2 separate regions of the Homo sapiens genome follow, and region 2 is linked to region 1. A link is a loop called in an ENCODE intact Hi-C map of the cell type or tissue named here. Cell type or tissue: Panc1. All regions are shown on one strand. Links, peaks and the distances in the headings refer to the core of each region. The heading gives the core; the rest is flanking DNA. Region 1 overlaps COL21A1 (collagen type XXI alpha 1 chain). Region 2 overlaps COL21A1 (collagen type XXI alpha 1 chain).

Region 1 (4,402 bases), core at 321-4,320:
TAAATCCAGCCCAATGCAAGTTCTTAAAGTTTAACCAGAACATAGCCACACCCCATACCCATTTGATTAGGTATTGCCTGTGGCCAATTTTGCACTATAATGATAAAATTGAGTAGTTACAACAGAGACTTGTATGGCTCTCTAAGCCTGAAATATTTACTTTCTGTCCCTTTTCAGAAAAAGTTTCCAACACCTAATATACAGCAAGAAAAAAATTAAAATATTTTATTGAAAAGATTATGTGTATTTTTAATATGTGTAATTTTAACTTCTTAGATCTATTTTTAACAAAATAATTGTACAAGCACAAGATGCAGAAAACCAACTTTAGAGTAATTCATGTAAAAATAAACAAACTGTGATACTGGAAATCCTCACTGGCCTACCCAGCCAAATCAGCAGAATCTGCTTAAGTGGTAGACAGCACACATTGTTCTAAAACCTTTTACGGAAAGTCCAACAGATACAATTGACCTTCAACACAGTGTGAGTCAACAGTGTGGTGTATCTAATAAAAAAAAAAAAAGCTGATGAAATTTTAGGCTGCATTCTTAAGAATTAGAGAATCCAAAAGACATTGAGAGAGCCCATTGTGCACCACTTAATAAGGGGTATTTTCTTACAAAATGACCTTGAGAAACTGTGGAGACCTGCTTAGCAAGTTCAGTCATTCCAGCAAGTCAGTCACACACAACTCTGTGTGTACCTATAGCTGCTGGAGCCCACAATACACCAAGGATCCACAAGGGTCTACCACTGATGGAAGAGCAGCTACCTTTTCTCATTATTGGGCTCCCATGTCTTTTTTTTCTCTCTCTTTTCTAAATACTTTAGAAATTAAAAGTAAAATAGAGTAGGTCATCTACTCATATGCCAGGGTCTATTCCCCTGAGGCAATGCTTAGTCAAAGGTTGACTGCTTCTAAAATAGCAATTCCATCACTTCCTTTTAGAAGGCTGTCCTAGAATCTATTTGCAAAATAGTTGGGAACAGTTTTCTGAGTGTTTTGTCTGATCCTCTGGTTAACCAAGAAAACAAAATAGTTATCGTACCACAGGATTATATATAGCTAGGAAATGGTCAAATAATGACATTCAAAGAGTTTCAGTTCTACCTTGAGAATAACTAACCTCATATCCTAAATATATTTGTTAAGCTTGCCTTACTTATTTAAAATCTAAAAGTAAAGATAATATGCTCTTACTCACAGAACTAGTATAATTTACAAGGCACTCTATATACATTCCACTAAATAAAAATACCAAAAAGAAGACTAGAAAACTGATATTGTAAGAGATATTCTTATTCATAACTATGAATGCTCTAGACTGGTGGTTTTGGCACTGAGCTCTATAGAGCTCTAGTATTCCTCAATACTAGACACCAAGACACCAAAAAGGGAGAAGGGGGCTGAGCAGCAGGAGATTCTGGACCCTTTCCAACATAACAGGATGAGCTTTACTTTAGCCTGTTTCTTAGGCTGAGCCTTTCCAGATTTAATTCTTACAAGTGATTTTTTTTCATAGAATAAAAACCACATTTAAAATACAATCAAGGTAGTAGTAAAATTTTCATCAAAGTTATAAATGGCCACTGTGATTATACAAAGTTCCCAGTCTTGTTTATTTTATCATATTTACCTTAGATCCCGGTGTTCCAGGCTGGCCTGGTGAGCCATTGCTTCCCATTAAACCCTACAATTTTAAAAAGGAATTTCAAGAGTAACTTAGAGAAGATTATTAAAAAATATTAAATCAATTTCCAAGTTACACATTCTCATAATTAATTCACTAAATTATAATACAGATCTGAAAATATAATACAATATTTAGAAAATTACTCCACCATACATCCATAGAGGATAATAAAAGTAAAAAATCAAACTATGCAAGATAGCATGAAGGCTAGCAGAGCGCTTATGATTCTATTGCTTACAAAAACTACAAATAGAGAAAATGGAGAGCTAGTAAAAGAAAAATATAAAGGAAAATTTTTTTTCTACACTTTTTCTTTTGTTAGGATGGCTAAAATTAGGTGTCTTCATAGATGTTATCCTGATTAACATTACTTAGAATTCTATTATCTTGAACAATATTTTAAAAGAGTTACATTCTAATAAACTCTCTGGATAATCTTTCTTCAGGGTACAAAATGGCCGTATCTTTAATCATAACATTCAAAATAAAAAATGATAACTACTCTTTCAATTAGGACTTGATTTAATTTAGATTCTACTTTAAATACTATTATACATATTTAACACACTTTACAAAGGAAAAGGGATTAAAAAATTATATCATTAGAAAATATAATCTCAATATGAACCTATAACAGACAATTTGATTCATATATTAAAATCAACATCACTTCTAGCAATAAAGTTAAAATTTGGGGGGGGATTCTTGCACACATGAATTTTCATAATTTTGAATCAGTTTCATATGCCATCTTCACTCTTGAAAATTCTGAAATAATTTACTCTGTTTTAGGAGCTTCCCATACTATGTCTTCTATACATATTCTTTCCCATTAGTGTAATATGTTTGTAAATTTAATTTAAAATAAAAAAATCACTGAGATTTAGACTTAATGGTACTTAGTATTTTTAAATTAATAGCTAGAATACATGTTTTCTAATTTATCTACAGTTAGGGTCCCTGATGTTTTTTTGGGTGGCCAACTTTTTGAGAAACTGAAGAAATCTTTACTCTTTTAGAAAAATGCACATAGACATAATATGTTTCATACAACAGAATGGAATTCATGGACCTCAAATATTTTATTGCTGTATCCCCTACATTTTTATGAACTCTCGAATATGAACTCCTAGTAGGTAGTAGCAACACTGCAAACACTTTGATGTATGATGATAATGACATCAACATACAGGCATCCCTGGGGCTCCTTTTTTTCCTTGCTGTCCTGGAGGCCCAATTTCTCCCTAAAAAAATCAAACATTAAAAACATTATAAATTGTAAATTATCAATTTATTTCAAGAAAGCTTCTGCCAAAGCACAATGGAATGACAATTGAATATCAATCAGTTCACCTTTTTCTGCTTTCTCTTCCACTACAGTAAGGAAGGAGCAAGGCCTTAAAGACCTTGGCATAGAGTCTGAGGATTTACTCTCAATATTTTTATTATGACATTTGTAGTAACATTTGCCATTCTTTCAAAGGAAGACCTAGTAGCTTAGATGGAGTTGGTAAACAACAGAAATAAAAATCAGGTGAAAAATTTTTCTATTTATCATAGAGTTTAAGAAATATGATAGTGAACATAAATTAATAAAGAAAAATAGACTAAAAAAATAACAGCATTAGACTTCAACTTCCAGGGATGCGGCTGACTAGGTCCTCTAAGTCCAGAACAAAAATCCTAGAAGGAACATCCTCTGTGAGAGAGTGCTGGTCTTCCAAGAAGTAGGAGAGGTATTCAAAGATCTCTCATTTTAATGAAATATACTTTGAGTTGGGGCTATAATTATGAGAATTTGAACTATACAGAAACCATGCCAGAGACAGAACTGTAGAAGCCAAGAAAAGTGGAAGTATCTGAGGGTGGATCTTCAGCTCTTGGGAAACTGAATGCTGGCCAGCCATGGAAAGGAAGCAGGAATCTTCAATACCTATGATGACTCAGCACTTTCAAATGGGGCTGAAATGGTATCCATGGCTACCAGCAAAAGGCAGGTCTTCATTTCCTAGTTAGGCTGACAGGACACCCTCTAAATTAAGATGAAGCAATGAGCTCATGATAAACAATATAGAAACAAGAGACAGCAAGATACAGGAATGAGAATAATAAGTAATAAATAATTAACTGCAGATATTAGAATTGTTAGAAACAGAATTTAGAATTAGATATGAGATTTTTTTAAATTAAAAAAACAGAATCATGAAAGACTATTAGTACTGAAAATATAACAAGAGACTTCAAGAACAAAAAGTTGTGGTTTAAAAAATTATAAACTCTGAAAGTGAAAATTATGAGTGTTTATCATTTTTAAAAAAAATCAATTGATCATTCTAACAGATTAGACACAATAAAGAATAAGTAAACTATAAGGTATATCTAAAACATTTAACCAGAATGTAAGACAACCAAAAATATGGAAATATGGTAGGTAATGCTAAAAAGAGATGTAGAGCATAAAATTAGAAGAAATAAAATAAAATGTCTAACCAGAATTCCAGAAACAGAGAATGGAGCAGAGGTCATATGGAGATAATGGTGATTCTTTCCAGAACTACTGGAAATAATTCCACAGAGCAAAGAAGCAAACTGAATTCCCAGCAAGATGAATAAAGAGATATCCATATCTAGACATATTGTAGTGAATTTGAAGAACACTAAAAACAAATAAAATACCTTAAAAGGTTCCAAAAGAAAGAAACAGA
Region 2 (4,402 bases), core at 256-4,255, 60 kb after region 1:
ATGTGAATAGCAATTTCTAAAAAATTGAAGGAAAGATACTGAGCTTTATCTGGAAAAATAAGTATTCAAAAGTAGCCAGGAAATTTTGATTATAAAGAATAATGAGGAAGGATTAGCCCTGCCAATATTAAGTCAGATCATGAAGTGACAATAATTAAAACAATTCTGCAATGGAGAAGATGTAGACAGGTCAATGAAACAGAATGTAAAGCCAAAACACCAGGCCCAAATGAAAGTGGAAATTTAATGGAAATAAATGGAGAAAAAAGTGGTATTCCATGAATACTATGGCAACTGGCTCTTTATTTAGAAAAATGATTTCATAAAATAAGAATGCTGGTATGGTTTGGCTGTGTCCCCACCCAAATCTCATTTTGAATTGTACCTCCCACAATTCCCACTTGTCATGGGAGGAACCCAGTGGGAGGTAATTGAATCATAGGGGCGGGTCTTTCACGTGCTGCTCTCATGATAGTGAATATGTCTCATAAGATCTGATGGTTTTAAAAATGCGAGTTTCCCTCCACAAGCTGGCTGTTTTCCTGCTGCCATTCATGTAAGACTTGACTTGCTCCTCCTTGCCCTCCACCATGATTGTGAGGCCTCCCCAGCCACATGAAACTGTCAGTCCATTAAACCTCTTTCTTTTGTAAATTGCCCAGTCTCAGCTATGTCTTTATCAGCAGTGTGAAAATGAACTAATCCATTAATTGGTACCAGTAGAGTAGGGTGCTGCTGAAAAGATAACCAAAAATGTGGAAGCAACTTTGGAACTGGGTAACCGGCAGAGGTTGGAACAGTTTGGAGGGCTCAGAAGAACACAGAAAAATGTGAGAAAGTTTTGAACTCCCCAGAGACTTGTTGAATGGCTTTGACCAAAATGCTGACAATGACATGGACAATGAAACCCAGGTTCAGGTGATCTCAGATGGAGATGAGAAACTTGTTGGGAACTGGAGTAAAAGCAACTCTTGTTATGTTTTAGTAAAGAGACTGGTGGCATTTTTCCCCTGCCCTAAAGATTTGTAGAACTTTGAGATTATTTAGAGTATCTGGCAGAAGAAATTTCTAAGGAGCAAGGCATTCAAGAGGTAACTTGGGTGCTGTTAAAGGCATTCAATTTTATAAATGAAGTAGAGTATAAAATTTGGAAAATTTGCAGCCTGATAATGTGATAGAAAAGAAAATCCCATTTTCTGCGGAGAAATTTAAGCCGGCTGCAGGAATTTGCATAAGTAACAAGCAGCTGAATGTTAATCTCCAACAAAATGGCAAAAATGTCTTCAGGGCATGTCAGAGGTCTTCATGGCAGCCCCTCCCATCACAGGCCTGGAGGCCTATGAGGAAAAAATGTTTTCATGGGCCAGAGCCAGGGCCCCCTTGCTCTGTGCAGCCTAGGGACTTGGTACCCTACGTTCTAGCCACTCCAGCCATGGCTAAAAGGGACCAAGGTACAGCATGAGCCATTGCTTCAGAGGGTGCAGGCCCCAAGCCTTGGCAGCTTCCATGTGGTGTTGACACTGCAGATGCACAGAAGTCAAGAACTGAGGTTTGGGAACCTCCACCTAGACTTCAGAGGATGTATGGAAATGCCTGGATGCCCAGGCAGAAATTTGCTGCAGGGGCAGGGTCCTGGTGGAAAACCTCTGCTTGGGCAGTGAGGAAGGGAAATGTGGGGTTGGAGCCCCCAGAGTCCCTACTGGGGTACTGCCTAGCAGAGCTGTGAGAAGAAGGTCACAGTCCTCCAAACCCCAGAATGGTATATCTACCGATAGCTTGCACCATGCACCTGGAAAAACCACAGACACTCAATGCCAGACTGTGAAAGCAATCGAGAGGGAGGCTGTACCCTGCAAAGCTACAGAAGCAGAGCTGCCCAAGACCATGGGAACCCCCTTCTTGCATCAGCATGACCTGGATGTAAGACATGGAGTAAAAGGAGAGCATTTTGGAGCTTTAAGATTTGACTGCACCGCTGGATTTCAGACTTGCATAGGGCCTTTACCCCCTTCGTTTTGGTCAATTTCTCCCATTCGGAATGGGAGTATTTATCCAATGCCTGTACCCCTATTTTATCTAGGAAATAATTAAGTTGCTTTTGATTTTACTGGCTCATAAGTGGAAAGGACTTGCCTTGTCTCAAATGAGACTTTGGACTATGGACTTTCAAGTTAATGCTGAAATGATTTAAGACTTTGGGGTACTGTTGGGAAGGCATGATTGGTTTTGAAATGTGAAGACATAAGATTTGGGAGGGAACAGGAGTGGAATGATACGGTTTGGCTATGTCCCCACCCAAATCTCAAATTGAATTGTAACTTCCATAATTCCCACTTGTGGGAGGAACCCAACGGGAGGCAATTGAATCATGGGGTGGGTCTTTCCTGTGCTGTTCACATGATAGTGAATAAGTCTCGTGAGATCTGATCGTTTTAAAAATGGGAGTTTCCCTGCACAAGCTCTTTCTCTTTGCCTGCTGCCATCCATGTAAGACATGACTTGCTCCTCCTTGCCTTCCACCATGATTGTGAGGCCCCCTCCCATGATTGTGAGGCCTCCCCAGTCACATGGAACTTTAAGTCCATTAAACCTCTTTCTTTTGTAAATTGCCCAGTCTCAGGTATGTCTTTATTGTATTAGTGGAAACACACTAATACAAATGCTTACCTAACTTTACTCCAAAAACCAAAAATTAAAGGTAAAAAATAAAATAATAAAATTACAAAAATAAAATCATCAGTAATTATAATCAACATGCTAGAATGTGAAACCTTTCTATTTATATACAAAGATAGGAGAAAAAAAGAAGAAAAAACTATTTTACATGAAAATGAAAATTTTCTCTATGGCTAAAATTCCAAAAACCAAGTAAAAACACATAATACAACCCAGAAAAAATATTTTCACACATACAAACAACAACTTATGAAATGCATATAAAAATCAATCTTTAAAAGGATCACAGCCCAGTAGGAAAATAAAAGATATGAGAAAACCGGCAAATTACAGAGAAGTAACACAATGCCCCCAAATCGCATGTCAAGATACCTTACCCAACTCACTAATAAAGCAATGAAAATCAAACCAGTATCATTTCTAAACTATACAGGTGAAAATTAGAATTAAAAAAAAAACAGTGCTGATAAGAATGTGAGGAAAGATATTCTCATATACTTGTTGAAAGAGAATCAACTTTCTGGGAACTCAATAAGCAATTTAAATCAAAGTTTAACTATGAAGTTAACCCTTTGATCCAATAATCAATTTCACTTCCGAGGACTTTTCCTGTTGATAAACTCATGAAAAACTACTGAGAAATATATTCAAAGATGTTTCTTACAGTCTTATTGGTAATGCCTAAATAATAATAATAAATAAAGAACCAAGGCAATCTTTGAGATTTCTTAAATTTGATAAAAACAGTCCCTACATCGTATAGCTATGATTAACCTTTTCTTTATATTTTCTTTCATGAAGCCTTTCCAATTTTTAACTTTCCTTTAAACTCCTAGAGAATTTTATTTGACTTTCTTCTTTGGCACTTAACATTGACTATCTTGAAATACAGTTACTTTGTGTTATGTCCTTTATCAGACTCCAACCTCTTTGAGGAAACAATTCATCCTTAACTCATTCCTATTTTTTTCTCGGTACAACTACTATTTACTCATATCCAGATTCCTCTCCACTCTCTGGCATATGGGAAATCATACTTACCTAATCTGTTAAAATACATGTGGTTTGCACAATTTGCTCTAGTTAATTAAACATGAATGGTAGTGATTTAAAAGCCAATGTTTGATTCTCTCTGCACCTGCCACCATAATTAGTCATGATCTAGATGGTGAAATATCTGTTAATCTGAGTCTCCCTGTGAAGACAATGGGAAGCTCCTCACTGCTGCTGATAAATATGTAGTTTGAGGAGCAATAAACCTTTGATTTAAGCCACAAGCATGTGGGTTTGCTTGTTACTGTAGCATAAGCTACTCTAGCCTACCTATTGTCTTGCTTGTGATTAATAATAATTTGCTGAATATACAGAATGTTTTCATTTCCCAAAACACAGTCAACACTCTTGGGTGCTCAAAGAAAATTTCAATAAAACAAATATTTGGGGGAGTCACACTCTTGGTCCTATCAGAGTTTACAAGTGATTAAAGTCAAAGAGAATCCAAACTAGTAAGATAATTCCACTTCCCACAGGCTGCTTTCCAAACCTTTCATGGCTGATGAATATAACTTTGATGAGCCTGTCCATCTTTTAAGCCGATCTAGAGTCATAGTCTTCAGTCAGGTCAAGATTATTTTTGGGGCTAGTAAAAGAACATGAGAACTACTATTTTTAAAATTCATTTTAAAAAATGTCTTTGTGTGTGTGTTTCAAATTCACATAATACTTT

What was found. Hi-C counts contacts between places; a loop is a spot of excess contacts. Peaks named below come from ENCODE experiments on the same cell type or tissue, not always from the same donor. Only the 100,000 strongest peaks of a DNase experiment are listed, where the experiment ranks them.
Region 2: it touches region 1 in a loop (1.8-fold over the local background); 1 of 110 quality-filtered maps calls a loop at or near these places.

What each region holds. Positions count from the first base shown.
Region 1 is chr6:56,072,592-56,076,993 of GRCh38, forward strand. COL21A1 (collagen type XXI alpha 1 chain) reads right to left here. Exons shown (of 30, transcript NM_030820.4): 19 at 2,888-2,941; 20 at 1,641-1,694. Among named protein-coding and RNA genes, the nearest start is that of COL21A1, 170 kb to the right of the region's middle. In Panc1, for the core only: no CTCF peak of the experiment used is centred there; no DNase peak of the experiment used is centred there; H3K27ac peaks cover 261 bases.
Region 2 is chr6:56,132,323-56,136,724 of GRCh38, forward strand. The region is part of intron 12 of COL21A1 (collagen type XXI alpha 1 chain); the gene reads right to left. Among named protein-coding and RNA genes, the nearest start is that of COL21A1, 110 kb to the right of the region's middle. In Panc1, for the core only: no CTCF peak of the experiment used is centred there; no DNase peak of the experiment used is centred there.